Regions from separate parts of the Homo sapiens genome. Here all the other regions are linked to region 4. The links are chromatin loops, found by intact Hi-C in ENCODE. Cell type or tissue: endothelial cell of umbilical vein. All regions are shown on one strand.

Region 1 (5,000 bases), 960 kb before region 4:
AAAAAGTTAATATGAGGAAATTTTATCATTGTATATGCTACCTTTTGTGCTAGACAAGTGGGAAAATAAGAATGTATATTTATATTTGCTTATACTTGCATTAAGAAGCATTAGAAAAATAAACAAGAAGTTGAAATGTCTATCTGGAGAGCTGAGGGGGAACAGGGAGAAATGAAATAATACAGGAGTGAGGTTCTTAGTGTATACCTTTTCATATTATTTTAAAATTATATTTGAAGCAGGGAAATGTATAACCTACTCAACTTTTTGTTGATGTTTTACAAAAGAACTGTGATGTCATATACATGCAGGACCTAATAAAATGCTGGTTACTCCAAATACCCAATAAGTTGTGTTGATTCATTACAGGTGGAGCAACAGGGTCACTGTGTTTCAGTGAGCTAAACCCAACCTGGATACTTTGTGTTCATGTGAACATGCTTCCACAAAAGGAAGTCGTTATGTTTGTTGATATAACCTTTTCTCACCTCCCTGTCATGCCAAACCTCTCTCTCTCATTCATTTGTCTTATAGAATTATAAAGAGAAGCTCAAACTTGATGCCACATTCTTCCTCTTGTAATAATAACTGGCATGTATGCAGTGCTTTGCAGCTTACCTGTTTTGTAAAATGTTTCCTTTGGACTGTTACTTATGGAGACCATATCTTTGTTCTCTTAGTCTAAACAGTTAGATGTCATTGATGATCCAGGCCAGCCTTTGAAAAAAAAGTGTAGTAGAGCATAATTAAGTATATAGAGTCTAAGTCAGAAAGACCCTGGTTGACGTCTCAGACTCATCAATATTTGCTGTATAACCTTGGACAAGTTACTTATATTTTCTGAACATTTGTATTGTCATCTATAAACTAGGCATAATAATTTCTACCTATTAGAATTGTTGTGATGCTTCTACACAGCAAGAGGAATCAAACGAATAGCACTATGTCTCCTACATGTGAGTGCCCAGTAAGTATTAAGAATGACTTATGATTATTGTTCTTATTTATATGTACTTATTTTCAGTGCATCCAGAAGGTCCTGCTCCTGCTCCGAATGTCTCCTTCTTGTTCCTTGGCACAATGAACATTAGATGTGCATGCTTTGGGTTAAGTACATACTTTGCTAAGGTGCTCCCATTTAAAATGCAAATTTACATGTGAATTATTGGCTTCTTAGCTTAACTTTGATATCATTTGCCTTCCAAGATGACTAAAAAGAAATGGAAAATAGGGGGACTGGGACAAGTACTTTCAGAGCATCCACTTCTCCTCAGGAAAAACAGATCAAGGAGGCAAAGTTGGAGGAATCAAGGGCATCTTTGCAGCCTGAAAGGCACTCAAAATAGCAACAAAGACTGAGGGGGATAGGAACATGGGGGTAGGGTTTTGAGAGGGAGCCCCTCTCCACAGATCTGCCAGGCCACCTCAGAGGCGCTATACTGTGCAGCATGTCAGTTCTGATCCTGAGCACCTGCATCTCTACCTGTCAGAGCATATCTGGTGATGAGCCATTTGCTTTGGCTTCTTGGCTCCTGCCACTGGATTTGAGTGTGTGTCACAGTGTGACTGTGCACCAATTATCTCCCTGTCCTCTTATAAATTTCATTCAGGCTTTGGAGCATGAATGTGATTATGAAATTACTCTAGGTCTTTCGTAAGATGTGTTGAAGCGAAATCAGACTAAAGGTAGGAAAAGAGATTGGAAAGTGCTGTCCCTAATCCAGAAGTGAGGCTAGGAGAGGCAGCTAGAATAGGATTACTTTGCCTCTCCTCCAAGGATTACTCAAGTCTTAGATCATATTTCACCACCATCAAGTCTACATCCCAATAATGACTCATTTTTGTGATCATCTTGAGAATTTCCACACAATAATCAGCTTGGTCTTAAGGTTGTTCCATTTTGGTTTTTAGGATTGATGAGCTAACTATATCCACTATTTCCCACAGTTATTTCAGTCCTATAGTCACATTAGGCAAGTGTCTCTTCCTGAGCCAGCAGGTGTCACTATTGATCAATTGAAAATAAACATGGTAGACCTACCAAGATAAAGATAGATCTACCTCTGATTAGAAAAAAAAAAAAATTAACTTGGCATTTCAAGTTAAACTACTATTGCTCAGATCCACTGAATTCCTTGTAAACAGCTGAGCTCTCAAAAGCATGTATATTTCTTCATCACCGCCTATCTGCAGATACAAGGCATGTAGAGGTCTTGTGAAAATGGAGTTGAAGAGATGGTCCTCATGGTTTCACTCCAGGACCAATGCTCTGAGACTTACTTAGAGCCTTATTTTCTATATTCTTTTTCTTTTCTCTTTATAGCTAGGAATAGTCAATCCTAATTGACCACTAAGGGAATCTTCCATGGTATATTTTAGCCCCAGAATGATTTTCCTCATTTGATATATTCCTCAGACATTAAAGTTGATTTCAGAGAAATATGTACCAGAAATAATCAGTAAATAAATCATGTAGTATACTTCAAAACCAAAATGTAACTTTGGGGAGAGATGATCTCTGACTCTGCATCATCTGAGGCACTGTTCTCTCTTTCAACACAAAACTAAACAAAAGGCAATTTGTTAAATACATTTATGCATATCCCTTTCCTTTACAAATATACACTAAATATTATTATATACAAACTACCATGCTTTCTCCATGAGGCTTACCTCAACCCCCTTCTCTTTTAGAGAATTTTCTTATATAAAATTCCTCTGTCTTTAATATTTATTTTCTCTCAATAGTTCTCTTGTGTAGTTTGGTGTATATGTATTTTTCTACTGCTAGATTGTCAGTTCTAAATTTTTTTAAAAGGTAAAAATATTGGATATGTTCTACCCACAGAACCTCTCCATTTCACATGTGGCTTATGAGAGTAGCCAGCATTGCTTGATTTCCTTTTGTAATTGAAACACCAAGAATAATGCCTGGCATAGAAGAGGTAGCCAAAAAAAAATTTTAATGTTAGGCATTTCAGTGATGGAAAAACAAAGACCCCTTCTCTGCACCCATAGTGAAATGCTTATAGTCTAGCAGGGGATGTAAAATATGCATGCAAATAGGACTTCCAATCTTGTATTAAGTCCTGTAGCAATAAAGTGCACAGGGAACTCAGAAAACGTCTCTGAGTGGCTGGCCATGAAAGGTTTGCAGGAAAAAAAACGGGCTTTAATTTAGAAATATATATATATAGAAAAGAGAGGGAAAGAAGGAGATAAAAATATTTGGCATGAAACAAATAGCAGAGCTGAGGCATAGGGACAGGGAAGCCTAGAAGATACATAGAGTATTTATTTGAATAACACCTTAATTAGGTAAAATAAATAAATAAATATAATAAAACTTAGGTCCTGCAGGCATAATTTATGTAGATAGTAGGGAATATTGAGCTTGAATCAGGAAAAATAACATCTAAAGAACTGGATATATAATATTCCATGTTTTACAGTGTTATAATTTAATATTTTAGATGGCACTATGTTACTAGCTTTGAAATTTCTCTCATACTTCCAATAATTTAACTTCTTAGAATAATTCTAAATAATTGCCTGGGAAAGTGAGAAACCTTTTTAGTTAACTTATGCATTGCCAAAGATTTTAGGGGGAGGGTGTCAACTAGAAGGAAGAGTAAGTGCAAAGGCCTTAAGTATGCTTAAGGAATCAAAAACAAAAACAAACAAAAAAAGCTACTGATGGGAAATTGAAGACTTACACTTGGAAATGGGAAGGAAGTAGGGAATACAGTCATGGTATTCTAACAGGAGGCCACTTCCTGCAGTCAATGATCTCTAGCCTTTTTTTTTTTTTTCTGTCTTTACAGTAAGAACTCAAGAGTTGATTTTAGAAGGAAGCGACTGATTGGCTGAACTCTAGTCACCTATCTGTCTCCTAGTCAAACCAGGGTAGTAAAAGAAAAAATTCCTCAGAGAGAACTTCCAGGAACCTCTTTTGCTTCCTTAGTTTGTAGTAGGCCCATAGATTTACCATTTCATCACAATACCCAATGGAAAAGAGTTAAATTCCTAATGAAAATGGAAGTATTGTAAGGAAGAGGAAAAGGTTGTTGAGTGTCCTGAAAGCAACAAATACCCACTTCAAGGTGGGGAACCACTGAAGCTTTAGACAGAGCAAAAATGGCTAATGGAAAATGGCTAGCGGAGAGGAGTGGAATAGAATTTTTTTTTCAAAGCACCACGTTGATGGAGAACCACATAAGAAGATTGTTGGCTTTTACCTGCTCTTGTCAGGACCCTCTCAGTCCCAGCATATTCAAATTTCCATTGATTAGGTCATAAACTAGGTGTTCTGAACTCACATATAATTACAGAGTGAGGATAAAGAGGAATTTTTTAAGATCAGAGAGGTATTGAATAACTAGAGTTTGGAGGAAATTCATCAACAGTGACAATAGCGCAAGAATATTATAAAATCATAAACCTTGAACAAATTGTGTGAAATGCTGATCCAGAAAAGAGCCAGATGCTAAATAAAAGCCAGAGGACCCAGCCACTTTAGCTGTTTTCTCTTCCACCGCTGACTTACAGAATGGGCTAGGTTTATACGCATGGGAAATGATACTGACCAAACACACCCTGGCAGAACCTCTCTTTTTCATCTCCTTTTCCGGTTCTGAATATCCAAGCTGAACTACAACTCTGATGACATTACCTAAACACTCGTGCTTCCATATTTCCATGCCTTACTCACGTAATTTTCTCTACCTAGTATCCATCAGATAGATACAGATAAAAAACCTCAGGTTGCCAGTATGGCAACCTCCCTATAAATTAGTCTGAGTGATTCCATCAGTTAGAAGCGATTTATCCCTCTAAATTCCCATGAAATTATAAAAGTCTCTCTCATAAAGTGCTCACTATATTTTTTGTGGTTTTCTGGTTATCTTTTTAAACCTCTTATTTCCCAAAAATAAATACAAATGATCATGGACAAACTAACTGAAATCCATACCTGTAAGAAACTTACACAGTCCTTTAAC
Region 2 (5,000 bases), 1.1 Mb before region 4:
GGGTTGGATTAGTGAACTTGGGTTCAGTTTTGAAATTAACTAGAGATAGCTGCCTCTAGTTTTAAATTACAGATAACATGAGAACATGAAGCCAGATGTTATTCACTTCATTTGGAGGGTGACTGGAAAATCTTTTGGGCTACTGTAGTTGTTTTGCTTTCCCTCACATAGAAGAGCTAAGCTGGTGTGCAAAATGGTTGGGAGAAGAGGGAAAAATAGATTCTACTTCTAGCTCTGCCCTCAATCCATCATACAGCATTGAATAAAGTAAGTTTTCTACTTCCTGTAAAATGGGGATAAAAATGCTTCCTCTGCCCACTTCACCAAGGAGAGGATCAAAAGAGACCATTTATGTGAAATGACTACACACATGCAGGACATTCTTTTGTAGATAATAAACAGATATATATTCATGAGCTGTTTACATTAACCTGTGGTTGGGGTAAAACCAGAGCCTAAGCCCAATATACTGAGGCAAAACTGTGGCCTCTTCTGTAAGCAACAGAAGGTGGATTTTCTTGGCTTCACTCAAACCAGACAAAGAGTAGGCCATTTCCAGCCGGGCACAGTGGGCCACAGCTGTAATCCCAGCACTTTGGAAGGCTGAGGCAGGAGAATTGCTTGAGCTCAGAGTTCAAAACCAGCCCTGGCAACATAATGAGACCCTGTCTCTACAAAAAATAAAATTAAAAAGAGCAGACTATTTCATCTGCATTCAAAAGTCCTCACTCAGACTCTTCATTTGAAATTGTCAGGAGACAATATGGTGTTTAAGAGCACAGGCTTTGTAATCTGATCAACCAGAGCTCAAAAGCCAGCTTCTGTACTAGAATCATAAAGGAATTGTCCTCACTTAGTCTCAGTTTTCTCATCTCAGCACAGGGATAACTACTGCACCTCCTTCATGAGCCTTTGTGGGATTAACTGAGGGAAAGAATGCCAAGTACTTAATATGGTGCCTTGTAAACTAAAAGTGTGCAATAGATAGTAGGTGCTATTTATTATTACGGACAGTAGTGGTCTCAGCAATACTTGTAGCAGCAATATCACGAGAGACCATTTTTTTTCTTACAATTGTGAATATAATTACTTTGGACCTAATTTGCACGTATTATACCTAAATAGTTGACCAGCTGTCTTGTGAGCAATTTTCATTTGTTTTTACTAAGTGAGGGATATTACCTTTTAAAAAATGGTCCTCTCAATATAGATTTTTTTATCTTTTGTGCCAGATATATATTTCCTTTCATTTATATATAATTCATTATTATCTAAAGGCATCTATGGCAGTAAAGGTCTAAAGGCATCTATGGCAGTAAATGATACGAATCTTGACCATAACTTTTATTCTGTGAGACTGACTCATAAAATCATGTGTTCTTTGTACCTCATTGCAGAGATTTCTTTTAAAACTGCACTGGTGTTCATATGTTAGTTAGCATATCTTTAATGAGATTTACCTAATTTGGCTCAAATAAAACAAGGACCTGGTTACTCACTTTGATGTGTACATCTGATAATAAGTCTGACGAGAGCCACTGTTGGAATTTTCTTTGTTTTCTGAAGGCTGATACAGTTAAAGAACAACATGGGGGGTTAAAAGTCCTAACAGCATAATTTGAAGGAGTGTCAACAAGCCCTATATTTATTGTAATTGTACTTGGGCAATATCTCATTTCCACTTGAGCTTCAGAGCTATAAATAGTTCTAATCTGTTTACTTTGTACACTTACTGGATTAATTACAGTAGAACATGCCAAATGATATTATTGTAGCGGTTGGCTAAATGTAACACAAACATGATAATTAAAATGATTACTTTTTAATTTCTCCCCTTTTCAGTTTTATGAGCTGAATTTACAGTGTTATAAGCCTTTAAGAATCTGATTTAAGAATCACTGGACTTTTCTGTCAATGCATTTCATTGTTGACATTGGATTTAGTGTTGTTCAGTGTTGTTGGGAGTTTCCTTCAGAAAGGAAACACCTGGGTCCTGCTTCCATGTGATATCTACTTGGTGAAAAGTGCATTGTTTCCATCATACTTGCATCATTGTGGAGTAATCACGTTTCCATTTACCTATCCAAATTGATGCTGGTAACGCACATTCTCACATACACACACACATATACACACCCCTGGTAGAGAAATTGTTTCCTCTTGCATCAGTAAAAGTGATGTATGTTTATTTCAACATGCCCTCCAGCAACCTTTTGGTGCCTCAGCACTACCCAAGACAGTAATTGTGCTCAGCAGCTACCTCATCCAGGCAGTTTCTTATTTCTAGATGTCTGACTACACCTGGGAAAGTACTGTTTTTGTTAACTTACCAGAAGAGGGCCACTGGGAAGAAAGGAAGTGAAAAATGGTTACTGCCAAAGGTATTATCCTTTAATCCTAAAAAGGTTGCTTAAGCCCCTCTTGGTTCTCCCATTATGTTCCTTCATGGTTTGCCAATTAACTTATCCCAGTGCTCTGGGGTCATTGATCTAGACAGCACTCCTTTTGGGTTCCCCTCCCACCAATTCCCAGCAAAGTTGTTATAAATGCACTGTGCTTCCTTTTTGATTGTCCCTTAGTGGCTGGGTTGCTTTGTAAAGAATTCGATGCACAGGTTTCAGCAACCTCTTTACAAAGTGGAGACAAAAGCAAAAATAGAAGGGAAAAAGGATACTCCAACGGACTAAAACGACAGCAAACTTTAGCTGTAAACTTTTTAACTGAAGAACCTGGAGTTGCTTTTGAGAATTTTAAAACAAAGCACAAATAAGAGTTGGGAATATTTTATTTCTTCTGTGTACCTCAGGATTTTCCACTTTATACCTGGCTTTGAATAACTCTCTATATAGTCTACATTCAAAATATCAAGTAATTTTACCTAGCCTTTGGTAAAGAAGAGTCCAACTGGCAACTGCAGAAACTTGTCACCTTCAAGTTTATCCAGCGTTCCCAATACATTTTGAAGTAGTGAGTGTTTCTAAGAACTCAATTCTGAGCCCTGTTTTTTCTCTTTACATCTTGCCCTCCAAGACAGTTTGTTTGCTTTTACAGATTCAACTTTTGCCTCCATGTTAGATCTATCTAGTTTATATCCCAAACACCAACACTACACTCATGCTCAAATACCTATTATCAATTGCCTGCTAGACATTTCTTTAAGATACCCCACTGGCAACTCAAAGTCAAGTTATGCACAGTGGAACTCCTCTCTTCCTCCCTCTTCTACCCTGAAAGTCTGTCCCTTCACATTGCGTGCTCTCTCTCTCTCTCTCAGTGGGTTGCTCTCTCTCTCTCTCTCTCCTTCCTATCTCCTGTTGCCCTTTTGACTTCTCTCTTCTTCTCCCTTTCCCTCTCTCCCTTTCCATCTCTTTCTCACATCCATACCACTAACCAACAAGAATGCAGAGTCATCATTTGATTTTCTCTCCCCATAGCTTCTTACATCTCTGAACTAGGCAAGTCTTCTGTATTCTTTCAAGTCTCACCCATGCCTTCATCCTCTACAGTACTATGGTTAATCATCCAGGTTATGTAAATGTTTATTCAATCAATGCTTATCAGTGGTCTACACTATGCTGGGCACTGTAATGGGCACAATGAGGATTCAGTGCTGGCAAAGAAACGCTTTTTTCCCTGCCATGGCAATTGTCATCGTTATTGCCCCTGTATTATTACAACACTCTCCTAATTGGTATTTTGGAAGCTGGTGTCTCTCCCTCTCCAAACCATCAGGTCACAAATTACCCTCCTCAAAATACAGCTTTGGGGAATGATACATTTCTAAATATTGTGTACTTAATTATCAGTAATTCTGCTGTATGTATTATGATCTAAAGCCTTTGGAACTCTTTATGTAGAACATCATAAAGAGCTGCACTTCTAGGCCACCGACTGCATTTTGAATTGTGACTACCGTCTTATGAATGAAGTACCAAGTCATCTTCATCTGCCAGCCTCATTTCCTTCGAATACTGCAGCAAGCCACCTCCCTTGAGAATGAGGGGCAAGGGCAAGGGCCTGTAGTATTGTACTGCCCAAAGCAAGACTCTCTGGGGGAAGATCAGAGTTCCCAGGCTAACAAGGTCCACGGATCAACTTCCCATCTGAAAAAGTTAGCACCATTTAGTGCCAAAGCCACTGTCTATGCTTGTAATGCCAGCTGTACACCTCAAAAATGCATGTGGGAGATTTGTAGATAGATCAGTGCAGGTTTTCTGCACTCTGCTCTTCAAATATCAGGGAAAGCTCCTGAGGAAGTGACATCCATTTCTTTGTTTCAAATGGTTCCTCTTTTTTGTTATCACAGAAGCAATGCATGCATATTGTAAATTGATTCCTACAGTACAAAAGTATTTGAAGTAGAAATTGGAAGTCCCTCATGTGTTCCCCACCCTCACAGATTCTAAGGAAAGTAGGAGTTGATAGATGTGAGAAGAACATGTTGGACTGAGATTTTCACTAACGTTTTCAGCCTCCTTTGTCATGTCAACATCTCTTTTCCCCAACATCTCCTGTAACAAAGTAGAGATGAAAAGCCAATATAGGTGACACATTTTATCCCAAATCCCTGCTCTCAGTAGCATTCCCAGAAGTAGGAGAAGAGGCAGAAGCCAAGGAGGGCACCTAGACCCTTCAGTGACTGAGGCACAACATTCCCCCACACCCAGGATGGCAGATTAAGCTCATTATACACACAGACCTCACAAGTCTATACTATAATACCAGCATAGATGCTCTTTCACCACTAGGTGGTTCTGTAACCTATCTGATGTCATTCCCACTTGCCGACTGAAGTAAAGAACAGAAAATTTTAGGACAGTTTCTGTTGTCACACCTTCCTCATTTGTTTATATCTTCATTTTCAACTGCTCTTCCACATCCAGATAGAATTTGATCACAAAGTTGATATGCACAGTCTCACCAAAACTGCCTGTGTGTTACTTGCTGGGAAGAGGGCCATTTTCCTCTATAGGCCAGGCTCAGGCTGTGAGGCTGCAGGC
Region 3 (5,000 bases), 580 kb before region 4:
GATGAGATTTGGGTGGGGACACAGCCAAACCATATCAGCTATATATCCAGTAATGGGATTGCTGGGTCAAATGGTATTTCTGTCTTTAGTTTATGAGGAATTGCCACACTGTCTTCCTCAATGGTTGAACTAATTTACGTTCCCACCACAGCATATAAGCATTAAAGGCCATTTTTATGCAGCTTATGCCCATGGTAGCATTTCAGATGCCATAGGAATTGAAAATGTTTTTATGTTTAGCCTGAGTGATACAAGAATGTATATTCAGGAAAAATGCCAGTGATATAGCAACATATACAAGTTAATATCCCTTTTACCCATCCCATTCCCCACTCCCAACCTTATTCCCCTCCCTAGAAATAGCTGCTTTTATCAGCTTAGTGCACATCCCTCAGTGCTTTTTTTCCATATATTTAGATAGATAGATAGACAGACAGACAGACAGACGGACAGACAGACAGACAGATAGATGGATGTATATGTATGTGTGTAGAATTTTTTTAAATCATAGTTGACATCAGACTATATCAATTATTTGCAGCATTCTTTTTTCCTTAACAATCCCTTTCTTTTCAGTATATAGAGCTCTATAATATTGTTTTAAACTGTTGCATGGCATTCCATAGTATACCATAACTTATTTAGCCATTCCCCTATAATTAGATATTTATATTATTTAGTTTTTTACTGTTACAAACAATGTTATAATCAACTTACTTGTACATTTATCCTTGTATATTCTTCTGACTGTATCTGAGGGAATATTCCTAGAAATAGAATTGCAGAGTCCAAGGATGTGTATTTTTATGTCTATTTTTAATTTTGACAGAAAAATCTGCCAACTTACCCCCCACCCCCAGAAGAAAAGGATAATTTCCTCTCTAAACTACAGTATATAAAAGAAAATGTGAAAATTTTGCAACACCATCTCCTCAAACCACTGCAGGAAAGTATTTCTTTCCATCTAAAATATTATTCTTGGTATCAGAACTTCCTGATAGCTGATAAACTCTGGCGCCTGGCTCTCTGGAGGCATTTGGTGAGCTCCCTCCACCCCACCTTAACTGGAAGGGTATTGACACTCCCCTGCCAGGGAACTGCAGCTGGACTCAGGCTCCCACAGTTCTGGGTTCTTCATAACACTCATCTTTCCATATTATAACTTATCTATTCATGTTTGACTCCTTTATTAGGGAATAAGCTCCTCAGGCAGACACCATGTTTACTCATCTCTATTCCCAACACATACCTCAGTGTATGACACCTGTTAGTGTTCTTTGTACCACTGTTTGAATGAATGGCAAGAGGGAGGGAGGGAAGAGGAGTAGGGAAAAAAGGTAGGCTGGTTTCCTGACAAAACTGTGAGGGTCCCAAACCCTGTGAGACTTGGTCAAACTTTGTGTGAAGTAGACAGATTCAAGATTACTAGTCCTGCCAGACTCTAGAAACCCAAGCATCTGGAACCAAAGAGGAACATATTTTGTTTCTAAGACATTACTCAACCACATACCTGATATGGGTGACACTGCCCATCTCCAGTCTCTGAACTGCAAGACAAAATACAGGACTTTTGAGACAGAAATGACACATTTTGAATTTTCCAAAGGCACGTCAATTTTTTCTTTTTCTTCAACTGTCTTAGATAATAACAAAGCTGTGTTTGGAAAGATGAAAATGAAGGATGTTTCTGGTTTGTTTCCAGCCTTAAGTCTTTCCCAGGACCTGTCCTTTTAGAGCTCAAACGACTTCGTACCACCACACTGTCTTCTTTCCCACTTAATTTTCCAGACATCCTGCAGGCTGCCTGCCCACTCCATCCTGCCTTAACTTGCTTTTCTACTCAAAGGAACCCCCTGAAGGGACTCCTGTGCTCATTATTTAAACAGCTGGAAAATTGCTTTGCCTTTTCTCTGCCTACATGTGGCATTCAGGACTTGCAGGATATGCTTTATCATTGAGTCTTGCACTGACTCAGGCAATTTCCAGGAAATATTTAACATTTCCTGAATGCAGTCAAGTTCAAGGAACTGTCTAGAACCACTCAGGCTGAACTTGCACAGTCTATATCTAAAGCCACCAGCATTAGTGATCTCAGTATGAGGGAGATCTATACATAAATGTCAGCATCCACATACAAGATAAAGGAAGGGAAAAAAAAAGAAAGAAAGTGAACAGGGAGGGAAGGAGGAAAAACAATCTTAAAAGAAAGACACAAACACTGTAGTTGAAGACATGGCAAAAGATGCTATGTCTTATTTGAATCAACAAAGTGATAGATTCTTAGGGACTACCTTCTCTATAGGCCCCTTTAACATGCTGGTTTAAATACACTACGGATTCACACAAACTAGCTGCCTATATGCCTGGAACACTTGTTTTTCTGTCAGTGATCAAATACTTATTGAATTTACCATTGGCTTCAATACTCCGGGCTTCTGAGATTTTTGTAATACATCAGCAGCATCAGACATGAGCTTCATTAGTTACTCCAGCAATCTTAGCATTTCTCATCCAAACCTTCCTACCACCTTCCAGACATCCTGAAAGCTGCCTACCCACTCCAACCTGCCTTAACTTGCTTTCCCAGGGGCCTCTTATTCTAGCAGTACCTCTACCATTACAGTTTCTGAATTTATAGCTTTATGATTGGAAACCCTCTTGAATAACTCTATATATTTTAGAACCAATTAAGAAATATAAGTATTTCCTTACCTGGGGTTTACTTTTGCTGTTTTCTGTCTCCTTGGCTGCATTCCAAAACTACTACCAACCTAACCCAAGGACATCTTTCTAAATGCTGTCACTCACTTTCTGATTTTAATATTATCATTATTATTATTTACTTCATTTGTCAGTAACTTATTTGAATTTCCTCTAACCCAGAGGTTCTTAGCCACAGTGTTGAAAAGTCATTTATATGGATCAGTGCTATTGGTGGCAAGTTCCCAAAACCCAGTTCAAACTGAATTAAACAATAAAGAGAAGGTACTGTGCATCTGACAAAGGACTAATATTCAGAATCTACAAGGAACTCGAACAAATCAGCAAAATACATATCTTTATTTATTGGTAGATTTTATACCAATAATGTCCCTTGCCCACTTGTCAAGTACTGGAACAAATAATCCCATCCACAAGTGGGTAAAGGACATGAATAGGCAATTCTCAAAATAAGATATACAAATGGCCAATAAACATGAAAAAACGCTCAATATCACTAATTATCAGAGAAATGAAAATTAAAAGCACAATGTGATATCACCTTACTCCTGCAAGAATGGCCATAATTTAAAAATAAAAAAATAATAGATGTTGGCTTGGATGTGGTAAAAAGGGAACACTTTTACACTGCTGGTGGGAATGTGAACTAGTACAACCACTATGGAAAAGAGTATGGAGATTCCTTAAAGAACTAAAAGTAGAACTACCATTCAATCCAGCAATCCCACTACTGAGTATCTACCCAAAGGAAAAGAAGTCATTATATGAAAAAGATACTTGAACATGCATGTTTATAGCAGCAAAATTTGCAACTGCAAAAATTTGGAATCTGCCTAAATGCCCATCAACCAATGAGTGGATAAAGAAAATGTGGTGTATACATATACTATGGAATACTACTCAGCCATAAAAAGGAATGAAATAATGTCATTTTCAGCAACCTGGATGAAGTTGGAGACCATTATTCTAAGTAAAGTAACTCAGGAATGGCAAACCAAATATCATATGTTCTCACCTATAAATGGGAGCTAAGCTATGAGGATGCAAAGACATAAGAATGATATAATGAACTTTGGGGACTTGGCAGGGGAAGGATGGGAGGGGGTTGAGGGATAAAAGACAACGCATTGGGTACAGTGTACACGGTTCAGGTGACACGTGCACCAAAATCTCAGAAATCACCACTAAAGAACTTATCCATGTAACCCAAAACACCTATTCCCCAAAACCTATTGAAATAATTTTTTTAAATAAGAATAATAGAGAATTATTAGCTCCTATAACTAAAATACACCAATAAATATAGGTTTGTGTGTGTTATATGGACTTTAGATACAGTTTTGTTTGGCTCTAGCTCCTTTGATCTGCAATTCTCTTTGTTCTGCTACTTTGTCTCATGCTGACTTCACACATGGTAGCAAAATGGCAGCAGCACTTCTAGGTTTCACATCCACACTGTACCACATCTAGGAGAAAGATCTTCTCTTCCCCACAGACCTCTTCTCAACCAACAGTCAAACCACAGTCCTGGTTTTCCCTCCAGGAAATCATAGGTCAAATGCCTTCCCCTGAATCTAAAAGAATGGACAACTGGTTTGCTTAAGTTCATCAACGCCTACTCCTAGAGCCAGGAATGGGTCACTATCACCCTTACCCCATGACTGCTACTCATTGGGGAAGGTGGGAAATAGAGACAGGGAGTTCAGCCACAACATGTGCAACAGGGGAACATAGGGAAAGAGGAGGATTTGTAGTTCCTGAGCTCAGAACTATATACAATCTGCAGAGTATTTAATCAGTGAGTGCCACAGTCCAGAAGTGTCCATATTAGTAATGCAAGTGGGTTGAACATATGAAATATTATCTATCAGGTATGACTCAAAAGATGGAGAACCTCTGCTCTAAGGCATAAGCTACTCAAACCAGGAAGTGTGTTATCTTTGTTGCTGTGGCATGTGGTGAACGTGAACTGAATTTACTTCCAGTCTCCTGGACCACCTGACTGTCCCCTCTATTCTTCCTCTTTCTGTTAATATCCTGATGTTTACCCTCCTCTTTCCTACACCTGGTTTTCATCTCCTTAAAGTCTGGAATAAGGGAAAGGCAAGATCACCACCCCTTTTCTGGAGAATATAATTTTTAGAAAAAAAGACCACGAAAGCTTGAACATGTGATCAAGTGAAGTAACTTAATAGAGTCGAATAGGGAATGATATGTTTCCTGTGTGAACATCAAGAAAAGGCATCCATCCATGGACTTAAATGTCATTTGCCTGTGGA
Region 4 (5,000 bases):
GAAACAGACAATTCAGGCCTTCCTAAGAGAAAACAGGATACAGATTTATCTTATTTGGCTTAACTCAAGGCTATCAAAATCCCTCACATAGCCATTTATTTTCTATGTTCCACCCCTGTGTGTTAGCTCTACATCCACCAGGTGACAACGAATGCTTCTAATAGTTTTGAAGCCTATGGTACCACTGGGGAGTTCTGAAATAAGGGCTAAGAAAGGGGTTCTGTACCTGTTGGTGCCGAGTCCCTTCCCCTACACAATCAGAGGCATCTCAAGACTAGGCAGTCTCTTAGAAAATGGCCCAATAAAAAGTGACCAAATGGCTGTGCTCCTACAGCCATCCAAAAGACAGAGTCTTTTAACAGCCCCGGAAGCGTTCTTGCTGGTGAATAAAAACTGCTGCTTGCTGTTCAAAACATGATTACAACAATGATGATGAATAGAAAAATAAACTTTCTTTTCCATTAGTTCAAGCATTGCCTGTTGCTTTGTACCTTGTGGATATAAGCAACTTATCTCTTAGTATTATTCCTCAGTAACATTGGGGGAAAAAAGTGCTCTGGACACCCGTGAATACTACTGTTCAACATCCATGCACCTCTTTTTCCAGGGATACCACCCTCATTTTCCTTGGGGAGCCACCTCCCTGCCAAGGCAAGTTCATATGGTTTGGGTGGGGCTGATCCCAACTCCATCTTCAGGTTTGTTGCATGTGATCCAGACTATGCATCCTACTGCACATATGATTGGCCCAAGCCAAACTCAGCCGATGACACTCACTCATTTTTTATTACAACTATGGGAAATGAGGCCTTGTGTTGCTAGGAAAACAGGATGCATACCTGAAGCTTTTGAGGCCAACTTCGGCTACCACACAGGCAAAGCCTTGAGCAGAAAAGGTCAAACAAAGAAATGCAGGGCCATGAATGAAGGGACATGGGATTCTGATGGTATCATTTGAGCCCTTTTATCTTAACATATCAGAAGCTCATCCCTGCTCTTTCTATAGTATATCAATAACATACTTTTTATTTTTTAGTTGTGTTTCTGTTGCTCACAGACAAGGGTTGTGGTAATTTTTTTTTTAAGTGCATGACAGAAAAGCCTACTTGTGCTTTATAGGGAACTCTAGAGTGAAGGAGAAAAATGTGCAACAAAGTTGAACGAGAAACTGTGCTGTCATCCTTGAATTTCCCATTCCTTCTACCTCACATATCCAATCAGTTCCTAGTTGTATCACTTCTATTACTTTCATATGTCTTGAACCTATTCCTCATCCCCACTTCTTCTTCTATTGCCCAAGGTCAGATTGTTTTTGCCTTCTCACCTAGACCTTGACATTGGCTATATCCTGGTTCTTGTTGGCTCCACCCTCTGGCTCTGCTCACTTGCTCTGCAAGATGTGTTTCCCTAAACCACAGTGTTGGTTGGAGAAGAGAAGGCTTCAAAACATCACAATACCAGTCTTCAGATTCTCAAAGGGCAGTGATGTGACAAAGGGGAAATCTTATTGTGCTGAACAGAGATGAAGGTCAGGGTGGAGTCCCCAGGAAGGCAGATTTCAGCCGAACATAAATGACTGACAGGAGCTCTTCATGGTCCACTAAAGCAGGAGGCTGACCCAGCATCCTCTTACACACAGACCTAAGCCCCCTTCTGTCTAGAAGGCATCCCGGGCATTCCTGGGCTGATTAATTTCGCTGCATTTGGGGTTTAATCATTGTCAGCCTAACCCTTTCACTGGTATAGGCCCTGGACAGATTCCAAAACAGGGAGAAATGGATTTGGATGAAGTTGAGTCAAGTGGTGGATGGAGCATGCTGTGGCTTTGGAAACTTGGCATTAAGGTCTGTGTTAAAGCAAACTAAATATGGCCTGAGAAGGACTCCATGCTCCTATATCTGAGTCCTTGTGGACTAACTGTAACCTAACTTAATAGGTAGACAAGGTTGAAAACCTAACTTAGGAAAATTTACCTATAACAACAGCTGAGTCTTGGCCAATCCCAGCAGCCATACCTCAACCACTTATACACTGATGAGTGTTCAAACTATGTTCAAATAAGGCAAACACCAAGCTGTAACCAATCCAGTTGTTTTTGTACCTTACTTCTGATTTCCGTACGTCACTTTCCTTTTTTTTTTTTTTTTTTTTTGTCTATAAATTTGTTCTGACCACGAGGCATCCCTGGAGTCTCTCTGAATGTGTGGTGATTCTGGGGGCTGCCCAATTCGCAAATTGTTCATAGCTCAATTAAACTCCTTTAAATTTAATCTGGATGAAGTTTTTATTTTGTCACCTGGTTCTACCACTTTTGAACTATGCGCCCTTAGATAATCATTCAACATTTCCGAGTCTGCTTTCTCATTGCAAAGTAGAGCTAAGTAATAATACTTATGAGAGTATTAACAGAATTTAAAATAGTTATCACAGGGACTGGAGGTGCTCAAAAACGTTATTTCCCTTTTCCTTACTCCACAAATATTTCCTAACTTACTTGATGGCTGCAGACAACCTTAATCTCTCGTTTCTTTGATCTCTTACTGCTCCTACAGTCTATATTCTACAGAATTTAATACTTCCAAATAAAATTTTTCATTCTTATCATTTCCAATCTCCAATCAAGGTTAATTTTACATTTCTATGGGGCAGGGTTTAGGGGAAGTGATCTATGCGGCATCTAAATGTTTGCATATATTCAGTGTCCAAGAAATTATTCCTCATTAAAGGACAAGGGGCTTAAGGATGCGCATTCCTTCGTCTGGGTCTTTCTCTGCAGGTCAGAGGCAGGTCATGATGACCTTGATGAGCAAATTATCCTTATGGCAATGCTTTCACATTTTGAGTGTCACTGGCACTTACCGCAGTTCTCTGTGAGAAATTTCAAATTAAGCTGATATAGTTTCAAGAGAAAAGGTGAAACAGCTCCTCCTGGAGCATGTAGGTGGTAGGTCACACCCCAATAACCAGTGAAGGAGTAGGCCATTTATTTTAACTTGTTTTTGGTTCTGGTGAATTAGGCACAGGCTAACTGTTCTGGGATTATTAACACTGATTGTTGTGGGTGCTTCTCCTCCGCTACCCCGTGACTTTGATTTGTGTGTTACATAAACACTGTTGCCATAGTTATAATTCAGGAAGCTTTGTTGTTTGACCTTAAGAAAAATTCAACCTCAAATCAGGATAACACTGACTCTCTAGACCACAATAGACCATCAGAGGGTAGGATCTGCCAAATTTCTTCAAGCTTCTAGAAGGAACTACTGTATTTTGGGTAACAAGCAAGCAACAAGAGGAGGAAATGCTGCAATGTTATGCAATTTCCTTGCATTTCATATTCAGCAATCCTGAAAACCTTTATAAGCAACTTCCCTAGCTTTCAACCGAAGATTGGAGTCACAGCCAACATAAACAAAAACTGGATGCAAAAGAGGAAGAAAGAAATCTAAGTAATGTACAAGTCAGAAAAGTGTTTCAGGAAATTTTTAAAGGCAGCAGAAAGGGCAAAAGCTCATTTGCTATCAAGTGCATGACAGTTAAGTAGATGGCGTGCAAGCTGACATGTATGTAGGATGTGGCCAGGTCACAGTGTGAGGAGTCTTACGGCTCTAGCACTTCCTGGCTTCAGGCTGATGCAACATTAAAAAGTGGATGTGAACCCACTCATCTGTCAGCATGCCGTTTTCATGGTGAGAGGAGAGACCACCTCCCATCCTCCCAAAAGAAACTGAAATACTAAACAGAGAATGTCTTTATGTGCTCCCCTCCCCAACCCCCAACCCCCAACCCCCAACCCAGTGTTTTTGGAAATAGTTATACAGCTCTGTTAGCAGAAGAGAGAACCTTGCTCTTTTGTGCTTTAGAAAACTGCATATGAGAAATTCCTCGGGATGGTATGCAGCACACCAAAGTAGGAGCTCATAAGGCTCTTCTGCTGCCCAAGTGGGTCCCAGCCCAGGAGAAACAACGGGCAGAGAGTGAGTCACAGCACTATGCAGCTCCTTTCAACCTCCAGTCCCTTCTTCCAGGAGGTTCCGGGCAGTGGCATGCATAGCTGTCTTCATTGCAACTCGAGGCTGATGCAGTCAGACAAACTCAAAGCACGTTCATGATCGCCTTCATCCCCACAATGCCCCTTGGAGAGGCAGAAGGTGAATGTTATGTTATCCAACACAGACACAGGGAAAGGTGACTTCTTCCCTTGCCACAAACAGCTGTCAGTTCAGAGGACTGCATTTCTAGATCTATGACTCGAAGCTGAGTTTCCTACCCCAAATCCAAAAATAATCTTGATGCCAACTCGTATGCATGCAACAAGAGATTCTGAGAATATTCACTCTTTTATTCTGTTGCTTTGAGCTGGCAGTAAAGGGTATCCCCAGCACTGTGATCACATGGAGAATCTCAGTATTCTCCCACAACTCCCAAGGAGCAGAATGAGGTTTCTAAAATGGAACTGTAGATTCTAGAATTCTGCACTCTGTGTGGGTCCCCCACCTCCATCACAGGCAGAATCCACTCCACTTCCGACTCCAGGAATAGTGTGACTTAGGCCAGCCAGAACAGCACATTTACTCCCAATCCACATACCCTTATAAAAATTCTCAAACATACAGAAAAGATGAAAGAAGAGACAGTAAACATGCATATACCCATCACCTCCATTCTACAGTTGTTCATATTTTGCTATATTTGCCTTATCACATATCTAGCCATCTTTCTATCATCCATCAGTCCATCTTGCTTTTTAATAAATTTTAAGAGGAGTTGCAGATATCAGCACTTTTAAACATTTCAGAACACATATCATCTAAAGTTCAATATTTGTCCATTTTTAAATGTAAAATGTACATACAATAAAATACATAATTCTTAAGCATGCCAATCATGAATTGTGACAATTTCATATACCCATGTAAGCTAAACCTCTATCAAGATAGAAACATCAGCTCAGATAGTTCCCTCAGACCTCCTTCCATCTTACTCCCACCCCTCACACACCC
Region 5 (5,000 bases), 310 kb before region 4:
CATGGGCTTTAACTTCCATAAGCTAATAGGTTTCAAAGTCACCAACTTTACTGGCCTGGCAAAAATGAGTCACAGTGAGAACTGTGACAGGAAAAAAAAAAGATATTCATTTCATTTCTTATTCATTTTTTTTTTCTATTAAGCCAGGGCACTGTGCTAAGTGGTATAAATACCAATAAGACCTGATCCTTACCCTCTGGGAAGTCACACTCCACTGAAGTGAAAGATGAGTTAACAATGACAAGGTACAGAGATTATAATATAGATGAGGGAGAGAGAAACTCGGCCTGAGGAGGTCAGGAAAGGTATTTTAGAGAAACTGATTTCACTATATAAATGTTGTATTAACACAAATCTTACTTTGTTATGGATTCAGACTGCTGACAGGGCAACAGCATTATCTCCCTAAAGAATGAGAAATTCATTCCATAGCAAATTTATTAGAAGAGAGTCTAAAATGTCCTAATACTACCAGTGACTCCTCTAGGAAAAAAATTGTCATATAATTTAGTTATTTCTAAAGCAGTTTGAAAGTAGCTTGGCCTAAAGCTCTGATTATATTAATTTTTTAAAGAAACAATTATTCATTCACTGTATGAGGATTATTATTATTTGTCTCATGTTGTGTTTGCATATCCATGAGAGTTAGATGAGTCATTTTCTTTTGTTTTACTTTTTAATACATTAGCAAATTATAAAATTACTCATATTACACCACAAAGATTACAAGGATGGCAGCTTTGGCCAGTGTAGTAGTCCCACCTATTGATTAGAGTCAAAAGTAAAGCCCAGCCCTGCTTTGTGCATTGCTCCTAATAAAGTGGATGTTACTTAACACATACGCAGAAGACAGAAGCGTCTTCGTGTCCTCACTTTACTCCTCACTTTCTTAACTGCTTAAGTATTTCCACGATATAAATGCAGTGATAATAATAATACGGACAGTCCCTGACTTAACGATTTTTCAACTTTTATGATGGTGGGAAAGTGATACGCATTCAGTATGGCTCCTCGACTTACAATGGGGTTGCCTCCAGATAAACCCATTGTGAATTGAAAATATCTTACACTTAGCACTCCATTCTTAATACCTGCTAGAATTATAGATTATCCCTCAAAATTGGCATAGTATAATATGGGTATCAGCAAGTTGTTGCACTTTATTCAGAGCTTTACACTAGGCAGGGGTGGGCTTTACTTTTGACTCTAATCAATAGGTGGGACTACTACACTAGCCAAAGCTGGCATCCTTGTGGTCTCTGTGGAGTAACGTGAGTAGCATTATAATTTACATCCCCCATAACAAATGATCCAAGAGAGTATGTGATCAATGCAGCAGAACTATTGTCTTTTATTATCTGATTTCACATGTAACATGCCATCACTTCTGCCATATTTTATTGGCCACACAGACCAATCTTGGTAAAGGACGGAAAGGGACTGCACAAGACCATGCATTCAAGGAGGCAGAGATCACTGGGGGCCATCTTGGGAGGCTGGCTACCACACCCACCATAAATAGAAAACCAGAATTATTTGCCAAAAATAGACTTTAACCACAAAAATGAATACCATATAAACAAAACAAAGTCACAAAATTTCAGCTGACTTGAAGACTCATCTTTCTATTAGTTAGAAAGGGAATTTACCAAGTAGTAGAAGACACAGGAACTCCAAAATAAGATATCTCATTGTCTTATCAGAAGGGTTGACAGGAAAATGGGCTGGGCACTGTGGCTCAAGGAAAATGGGCTGTGCACTGTGGCTCACACCTATTATCCCAGCAATTTGGGAGGCCAAGATGGGAGGATTGCTTGAGGCCTGGAGTTTGAGACCAGCCTGAGCAACATAACGAGACCCCGTCTCTACAGGAAAAAAAAAAAAAAAAAAAACGTTATCCAGGCATCGCACCTGTAGTCTCAGCTACTCAGGAAGCTAAAGCAGGAGATTCAGGCTGCAAAGAGCTATGACACACCACTGTACTCCAGCCTAGGCAACGTAGCAAGAACTTGTCTAAAAATAAATAAATAAATGAGTCAAGGAATGAATGAATGGATTGACAGGAAATGACTATTAGTTGTACGTGGCCATGTGTTATGAAATAGTGAATACTAGTTAAAACTCCTCATTTTATAGATAAGGAACAGATAGATAGACTTGTCCAACTTCATGCTAATAACCACAAAGGGCTATTTTTAACTTATGAAGGTACATTGCCTCTGATCCTATAGCTCAGAGTCTTAGCTGTGCACAAGACATACCTGGGATAAAGAAATCAAGATTGGCGTAATGTGCACATCCTGACATTTCAGTTGGATATAAACAAAACTTTGGAATTTTTCATTTTTAGCAGTGGGTGATTTTTTTTCTTTTTTTCTTCCAGTAACTGTAGGACAGTGATTTAGAGATTCCTTATAGGGTATAACTTTTTTGTATTATAACCACTTCATCAATAGATGTATCTGTTGATCGTACTTTTGATTTATAGGGGATAGAATTGGGTTAGTGCTTCCATTTTCTGTCCAAGTAAAGAAGCTAGGATATTTATAGAGTACAAAAAGAAATTGAAACAGCTGGTACAGATATTTGGCATTGGAGAGCAGCTCTGAACAAAGGTGAATTATAGTCTAGTGGTCAATTTTGTGGCCTATTCTTTACAAAGAATTGAACCTGATACAGTTAACCATCTACCCCAAACTATTATTTGTTTAAAACACAATCTATTGGCTGGGCGTGGTGGCTCATGCCTGTAATCCCAGCACATCGGGAGGCCGAGGCGGGTGGATCACGAGGTCCTGAGATCGAGACAATCCTAGCCAACATGGTGAAACCCTGTCTCTACTAAAAATATAAAAATTAGCCAGGCGTGGTGGCGTGCACCTGTAATCCCAGCTACTCGGGAGTCTGAGCCAGGAGAATTGCTTGAACCTGGGAGGCAGAGGTTGCAGTGAGGTCATGCCACTACACTACTACACTCCCAGCCTGGGCGACAGAGCGAGACTCCATCTCAAAAAAATAAAAATAAAAAAACATAATCTATCAAACTGTGTAAAACACAGTTTATCAAAAAAGTAGTTACCCTTGGTGGGTACTGGCTGGAATTGGGCAGAAAGGGGGCCTGTTGGGGTACTGTTCTGTTTCTTGATCTGAGAGCTGATTACATAAAGGTTCTTGGTTTGTAAAAATTTATTAAATGGTTCACTGATTTGTGTACTTTTTTTATATGTGAATACTGCAATAAGGTTTTTTATTGCACTGTTTTCAGTTTGTTGAACAGAAAAAGGGAGACTCTTTTTGTTGTTTTTGACCTCTCGACCTCATAATGGCAATGTAGGCAAGAACATTCCCTCAAGGCAATACCTGTGGGTGTCTTGGTTATATTCCACCGGAAACAAAGACAGAGGCTGTCCTTATAAAATATGTTTGAAGACCTGTGAAACTTTAATAGTGCCTTTTATTCCATATAGGACAGCACAATTACCTATGTGCTGGAAGGAATGATTGCATCATCGATAAAATTCGAAGAAAAAACTGCCCAGCATGCCGCTATCGAAAATGTCTTCAGGCTGGAATGAACCTGGAAGGTAATATAAATATCTGAAAGCAATTGTTTGTCTCTGTAGCTTATAAAAATTTATCATTTTACTTTTGAAGATACACGTAAGCAGATGTAATTAATGTAGTCAGTTCAGTATATATATGCTTGACTAGCATAATGTTACTGCCCAATAAAAATGGGAAATTTTTTTCATGAATATGTCATATTGTTTGTTTATCCACCAGTTCTTCTTACACACACTGAATTCAGTACAGCCAGACTATATACAAAGAAAGGAAATTATGTAATAATGAAACTTACACAACATGCAGCAACTTTATTATTCTTACTCCTTTTTTCAGCCTCAAAACTATTCCCTAGGGTTGGAAATGTTTCTGTATCAGACATATTTACATGTCCATTTTTCTGTTTGCCTTTTAAAAGCATACCTTTTACTTGGAGATCTGTGTTTTATTACAGATCTTCAAGCGGGGGGTGGTGGGAAAAAAAAAACCTCAAGGAAGAACTGGATGGGTTTTGTTTTGGTTTTCAAGTAAAGAAGAAACCTGGGCCGGGTGCAGTGGCTCACGCCTGTAATCCCCGAAGTTTGTGAGAATCCTTCTGTCTAGTTTTTATGTGAAGATATTACCTTTTCCACCGTAGGCCTCAAAGCGCTCCAAATATCCACTTGCAGATTCTATAAAATGAGTGTTTGAAAAACTGCTCAATCAAAAGAAACGTTCAACTCCATGACCTGAATGCACACAACAGTGAGAAGTTTCTGAGAAAGTTTCTTGGTCTCCCCGCACTTTGGGAGACCAAGGCAGGCGGATCACGAGGTCAAGAGATCAAGATCATCCTGGCTAACATGGTGAAACCCTGTCTCTGCTAAAAACACAAAAATTAGCGGAGCGTGGTGGTGTCACCTGTAGTCCCAGCTACTCAGGAGGCTGAGGCAGGAGAATCACTTGAACCCGGGAGGCAGAGGTTGCAGTGAGCCGAGATCACACCACTGTACTCCAGCTTGGCGACAGAGCAAGACTCCGTCTTGGAAAAAAAAAAAAAAAAAGAAACCTGAAACTAGTTATAAGTTAGAGTTTCATATCCCTGTTTATATAACAAGTTGTATAATTAACACTGATCTCAGCATTAAAAAATTTTCCTCTGAAAAAAGTTTGGAATTCTGCTGTGGTTGAAATTGCAAGTTCTGTGAAGGTAGTGGTGATCTCATAACACATATGCTTAGTATTTATTGTGAAATTAGCACTTTTATTCAACAAATATGCACCAACAAGGCAGTCACTAGGTATAAAATGAATAAAATAGTGCCTGTATTCAAGTAGTTTATCTGCTAGTTAGGTTGCAGAGTCAGTCACAAAATAGCATGGCACACCATAGAGGGCATAGGGCCACAGGAACAAGAGGAAGGTCACCTAATTCTGTCTTGGAAGTCAAGGAAGAA
Region 6 (5,000 bases), 61 kb before region 4:
TGTGGAAGCAGAAAAGACTGATACCAAAATTCAAACCCCCTGAACTTTTGTTCAAGCCCTTTCTTGGACTGAAACTGCAAAAGTGAAAAAATATCTACCAAAACAGAATGAAGCTGAATATAGGCATGACCTTCTTTAGAGTATAGATTAATACTTCAATACAGATTTCAGTAACTCGGGAAAGGAAATCCATGTGAAGACTGCTCCCAGGGGGAAACTGGAAGGTCAAGAGGGCCGTTTTCACAGTGGATGGTCATGTTTAATCTGGGAATGACATCTGAGAGGGCAGTCAAACTGAGTAAAACAGAAGGAAAGTCAGACTCCCCCACAAAGGGAAACATCTCAAAGATCACAAAGATGAGTGGAAATTTCCAGACCACGCAGACAAAGATGAGTCTTCATGATATAACGCGCCATCCCCCTCCAGGAAATTAAGAGTTATTAAACTCTAGCAAAGACAGCTGCATCGGAGATGAAATCAGCCTTGCGACACCAAGAAGCAGAAGCGGGAGGGGGAGGGGCAGAGGAGGGGGAGGGGGAGGTAACCTCCATGGAAATCAGCCCTACGTGGCTTGTTCCTTCAAACAGGTGCACCACCCCACAGAGCATTTGAATCACGAAGAGCCCTGATATTCACAGGGAAGTGTGAGACTTGCAATAAGGTAGGACCTGAAACCAGATATGAACAGCTCTTTCTCCCAGCTGCCCCTGTGCTGGCTCATCTTCTGCTAGGAAGGGAGAGATGCTCAGCCCTTTGGGCCAAATGCACACAAACTGCTAAGCAAACACAAGCAAGGCAAAAATAAACACATGCACACACAGAAATCTCCCAAGTGGACAAGAGCTGTGTGTGCTATGTTTTCAGCATCCAGCCCTCAGGGTTTTGCTTGCCAATAACAAAACTATGAAGAAAGCCCCATCTAGTCAGCAAGAATGACTTATTTTGGTTTCAACAACTGCCCCAATTTCCCATACCCTAAAACCAGCTCTATCATCTTCTTTCTCCCGTTCCCGGATTTCTCCAACAGATTGTAGAAATTAACATTTATGGAAGGTGTATTATGTGCCAGGCACTCTTCTAAGAACTTTGTGTAGATTAATTTAATCTGCACAACTCTAAAAGGGTGGGCACTATTACTGTATTACTTTAGGTTTTCCAGAAAGAAGAGACTTGAAGTATAGTCACGCATCGCTTAACAATGGAGATATGCTGAGAAATATGTCATTAGGCAATTTCATTGCTGTGTGAACATCATAGAGTGCATTTGCACAAACCCAGATAGATGGTCGAGCCTGCTGCACACCTAGGCTCTGTGGTATAGCCTATTGCTCCTCGGCTACAAACCCACACAGCATGTTTGTACTGAACACTGTAGGCAACTGTGACACAATGGGAAGTACTTGTGCATCTAAACATAGCTAAACATAGAAACTATAGAGTAAAAACATGATATAATCTTAAGGGACCACTGTCATATATGTGGTTCATCGTTGATAGACACGTTGTTATGTGGCGCATGACTGTACATAAAGGCTTACCTGACACTACTTTACCAGGGGATTCTTGGGGGAATGAGGCGGAGAAGAGAAGCTAGACCCCACCTGGTTCAAGCACTAACACAATTGCTCAATCTCTTGAGACCATCTTCAAAGAGGCTGTTGAACAATTGCTTCTGAGATACTCAGCTCCCTTCTCCCACTGGCCAAAGGTTTTCCCCTCAGAGTTTTTTAACTTCCCCTTGTCCCAGCGTATCCGTGTGTGAATGCCATTTTGTGTCATGCCTCCCTAGGGTGGGAGGTAAGAAACGCAGGCATGAGGCTCCAGGCTACCAGGCTGCACTTGCAGGAAGGGCAGCGGAGCCCACACAGAAGTGGTCATCTCAGTGGTGGCTGCAATACAAACAGGAGAAGCCAAGAAAACCTGATGTGCGAAGTTAAAACTTTCTGATACAATTATTATCATCTTTTTCAGATTAGGAAACTCAGGCAGAGAGAAATAATTCACATGCAAGGTTACATAAGAGATGAGATCAAAATCAGGCAGTTTGGCTACAGAATGTTCTCTCTTCACCACTGTGCTCTTATGCCCCATGGATTAACTTCATATACGTAGAAGTCTGCCAGCTGCCACGTTTCAGCCACAATTGTTCTGAAGAGCTGGTGAGTAACCAGTCAATGTAAGAACATAAGTATCGCAGATAACACTCATGATGCAATTCAAAGAGGATGCAGCAAGAGAGGACTCCAGTGCCCAAAACAGTGTGAGCGAATCAATTTATCCACCACCACTCAGCCAAAAAGAGAGGCATTTCATGAAGAACACGCTCCCAAGGCCAATGTATAAGAAATCTAAGCTCTGCTAGGATTAGCAAGGAAGAAACTGAGTCATGTTCATGTTTGCTGATACTCTCTCACTTTTATAATACTCCCAAAATTAAAGGCGGCACCAAGTAAGAAAAACAGAGTGTCTTCCTCCCACTCCTCCCTTAATTTGGGAGGGGATTCCATGGACTCAGAAAAGGAAGAGATGAATCAGAAAACAGGAAATTTATTGAGAAAATAAATCCAAACATAAGTGGAACAACTCAAAACAAACAAGAGACCCAAATCAAAGGAGCTCTAAGACTGCTGAACATTAACAGCTTGAAGTCAAGCATTTCCCCTTTCAGAATGGGCGTTACATGTGATGTGAAAGATTTAGTTCCTTGAATTCAGAAATGTTGTTGGGTTTTTTAAGGCAAAAAATTTAAACTGAACTGATATCTTTCTCTCTCCTATCTCTAAAGGCTACAAAGCCACAGAACAGACAAATTCTTGGGTTGAAAGTAAGCAAAGGTCTGGCGGTGAGGCTAAATAATGTTGAGCTCTGATTTCTTCCTTTCCATTTCCATTAATTTAAAGTGCTAAGTTGTCTGTTTGCTTTAAAATATGTCGTTGTGCTCTGTGCAATGTCCCTTTAAATAGATTTTCCTTTGACTCTGCCAAAAATAGCTGGAGAAGGTCCTTTGAGAATCCCATTCTTAGTCTTAAAAAAAATGCACTCTTCTTCCTGCCCCATACCCATAAATAGGCCAGGAAGCGGTATCACTCACTTCTTTCATGGACCTCCCATCTATCAGAAATAATAAATCTTCCAGGAGAAAAAAAAAAAAAAAGAGCCAGTCAAGGAAGTAACTCCCTTAGCCCATTTCTGCTTGCTCATTTATGTGATTCACCAAACATCGAGCTCCTCTTTTGGCATAAGCCAATAGGTAGGCAAGGATTGAAAACCCAAATGCCTACAACACGGCCAGGCAGGTAGGAGACCTGAATGAAGTAGGCCGGGAGCAAGAGACAACAGGGACTGTTAGGAACTAAGGCAAACTGGAGAAGGCACACCCTGGGGGATAGGGTGTGGCTTCTACTCAGCTCCAGCCAATTGTCAGTGGTGAGATACGAATTTTTCAAGTAAAATCGCCCCCTTTAAAGATGTTGGAAACCTGTTCAAAGTTTCAAAACAGTAATGTGTAGGATACCACCACCACCAAACACATGTGTGGGCTGCTCTGGCCATGGGCTTCGTTTGTAACTTCTAGGTAAGAAACAAAGACAAGGGAGACAGACTGCCCATCCCCTGAGAGCTTAAGATGTCACAGGAGGGAGAGATACATACCTGGGCAAACTGTCCCACCAGGTGGAATGTGATACATGCTAAAAGAGACGAACAAGCAAAGGCTGTGGGAGCTCAGGAAAGCAAGAGGGCACTTGTGGCAGGAAGGATTCTTGTTGGCAGTGACATTGACATTTGAGCTGAAGCTAGAAGAATGAGGTAGCCTTTGGCAGGCAGAGGCTGGGGAGGGGCCATTCCAGACAGGAGAAAATGAATTGCAAAAGGTAAAAGGATGGAGCAGGGAGGTGGGTATTTGAGAAGCGGTCAAGAGACTCTTCATGCATTTGCCCAACAAATATTCATGAGCGTCTATTGTGTGCCATGCAGTAGGAACAGGATGGTGATCATGAGAAACAGACACAAGATGAAACTGCAAATTCCAAAAACGTCTGGTCCAGACAGGGCTTTGGAGGCCATTTCCAGGGTTTTATCTTAAGAGCAATGGGGAAGCTGCCTTTGAAGTTTTTTTAAGCAGGGGAATCACATGCTGAGATTTGCAGTTTTCAAAGTTCCCTGGAAGCACAACATGCACTCTGTGGACTGGAGAGGAGCCAGAGCTCCACCAGCCAGAGCAATAGGGAGGAGGCCTTCGCAAGCAGCGTGGGAAAGACACAATGGCAGCTTGGACTACAGGAGTACTGATGGAGACAGAGAAAAGTAGACAGATTCAAGAGATAGAAAAGGGTTAAAATCACTAGAACTCTGAGTTCCCGGTGGGAGTCAGTGAGGGAAAAGCCCGATAGGACTGGAGAATGGGGTCAATGTGGCTGCGTGGGGGTATCAGGCCATACCACCAGTGGCCCAGCGGCCAAGCAATCCTGCACTGGCAGCACTGCGGTGTTCAGTGGTTACTAGAGAGAACAAAGGTTCCGGAGCCAGGGTGTATGGCTGAGGGAAGGCAGCCAGAGAAACTCACAGGAGCTTTCCATCTAAGCCATCATCACAACATACTGTTTTCTTTAAATGTGTTTTGTAAAATTCTACGGCTATTTTATTTGGACTAGTCTTGATGGCAAATGAATAACTAGCACTTCTCATGTTTAACAGCTCATTGGTAAGTTAAATCTTATCTTCTAGATTTGGGATGGAAAAAGAGGGAATATTAGAGTATCTAAAATGTGCTTATGTTAAGTATTAATGTTCACTTTCTTTTATTTTGAACCCTTCTTAAGAACTTCAAGGAATGCTACTGAACCACTAGGGCTCATCCTCCTTGGTGCCAATGCCTGGCAAGACTTTTTTTTATAACCACAAGCATTTGTATATGAACCCAATTCACTGTTTCTAGATCATTAAAGAAATATGAATACATCCCTTTTTGATTTGCAGAGATGCCTGGAAGTACTCAGAC

What was found. Hi-C counts contacts between places; a loop is a spot of excess contacts. Peaks named below come from ENCODE experiments on the same cell type or tissue, not always from the same donor. Only the 100,000 strongest peaks of a DNase experiment are listed, where the experiment ranks them.
Region 1: it touches region 4 in a loop (14-fold over the local background); 11 of 110 quality-filtered maps call a loop at or near these places.
Region 2: a loop joins it to region 4, with 12 times the contacts of the local background. A loop is called at or near these places in 7 of 110 quality-filtered maps.
Region 3: a loop joins it to region 4, with 2.1 times the contacts of the local background. A loop is called at or near these places in 3 of 110 quality-filtered maps.
Region 5: a loop joins it to region 4, with 5 times the contacts of the local background. A loop is called at or near these places in 4 of 110 quality-filtered maps.
Region 6: it touches region 4 in a loop (5-fold over the local background); 13 of 110 quality-filtered maps call a loop at or near these places.

What each region holds. Positions count from the first base shown.
Region 1 is chr5:143,965,218-143,970,217 of GRCh38, reverse strand. No RefSeq gene overlaps it. Among named protein-coding and RNA genes, the nearest start is that of HMHB1, 160 kb to the right of the region's middle. RefSeq lists a silencer at 4,977-5,000. In endothelial cell of umbilical vein, a CTCF peak has its summit at 1,995 (motif pointing right); a DNase peak (open chromatin) is centred at 2,017.
Region 2 is chr5:144,142,229-144,147,228 of GRCh38, reverse strand. No RefSeq gene overlaps it. Among named protein-coding and RNA genes, the nearest start is that of YIPF5, 26 kb to the left of the region's middle. In endothelial cell of umbilical vein, a CTCF peak has its summit at 4,736 (motif pointing right); DNase peaks (open chromatin) are centred at 1,598, 2,028 and 4,848; H3K27ac peaks cover 2,540 bases.
Region 3 is chr5:143,583,210-143,588,209 of GRCh38, reverse strand. It overlaps LOC105378209 (a long non-coding RNA gene), which reads right to left. Exons shown (of 4, transcript XR_944375.1): 2 at 1,511-1,547; 3 at 718-767. Among named protein-coding and RNA genes, the nearest start is that of MIR5197, 94 kb to the left of the region's middle. In endothelial cell of umbilical vein, no CTCF peak of the experiment used is centred here; a DNase peak (open chromatin) is centred at 1,919; H3K27ac peaks cover 322 bases.
Region 4 is chr5:143,001,170-143,006,169 of GRCh38, reverse strand. All of the region lies in intron 11 of ARHGAP26 (Rho GTPase activating protein 26), which reads right to left. Among named protein-coding and RNA genes, the nearest start is that of ARHGAP26-AS1, 130 kb to the right of the region's middle. RefSeq lists an enhancer at 3,723-3,792. In endothelial cell of umbilical vein, CTCF peaks have their summits at 2,740 and 2,954; DNase peaks (open chromatin) are centred at 3,269 and 4,049; H3K27ac peaks cover 1,496 bases.
Region 5 is chr5:143,308,681-143,313,680 of GRCh38, reverse strand. It overlaps NR3C1 (nuclear receptor subfamily 3 group C member 1), which reads left to right. Exons shown (of 9, transcript NM_000176.3): 4 at 3,468-3,584. Among named protein-coding and RNA genes, the nearest start is that of NR3C1, 93 kb to the left of the region's middle. In endothelial cell of umbilical vein, no CTCF peak of the experiment used is centred here; DNase peaks (open chromatin) are centred at 60, 2,010 and 3,890; H3K27ac peaks cover 3,639 bases.
Region 6 is chr5:143,062,555-143,067,554 of GRCh38, reverse strand. The region is part of intron 17 of ARHGAP26 (Rho GTPase activating protein 26); the gene reads right to left. Among named protein-coding and RNA genes, the nearest start is that of ARHGAP26-IT1, 130 kb to the left of the region's middle. In endothelial cell of umbilical vein, no CTCF peak of the experiment used is centred here; a DNase peak (open chromatin) is centred at 3,064; H3K27ac peaks cover 925 bases.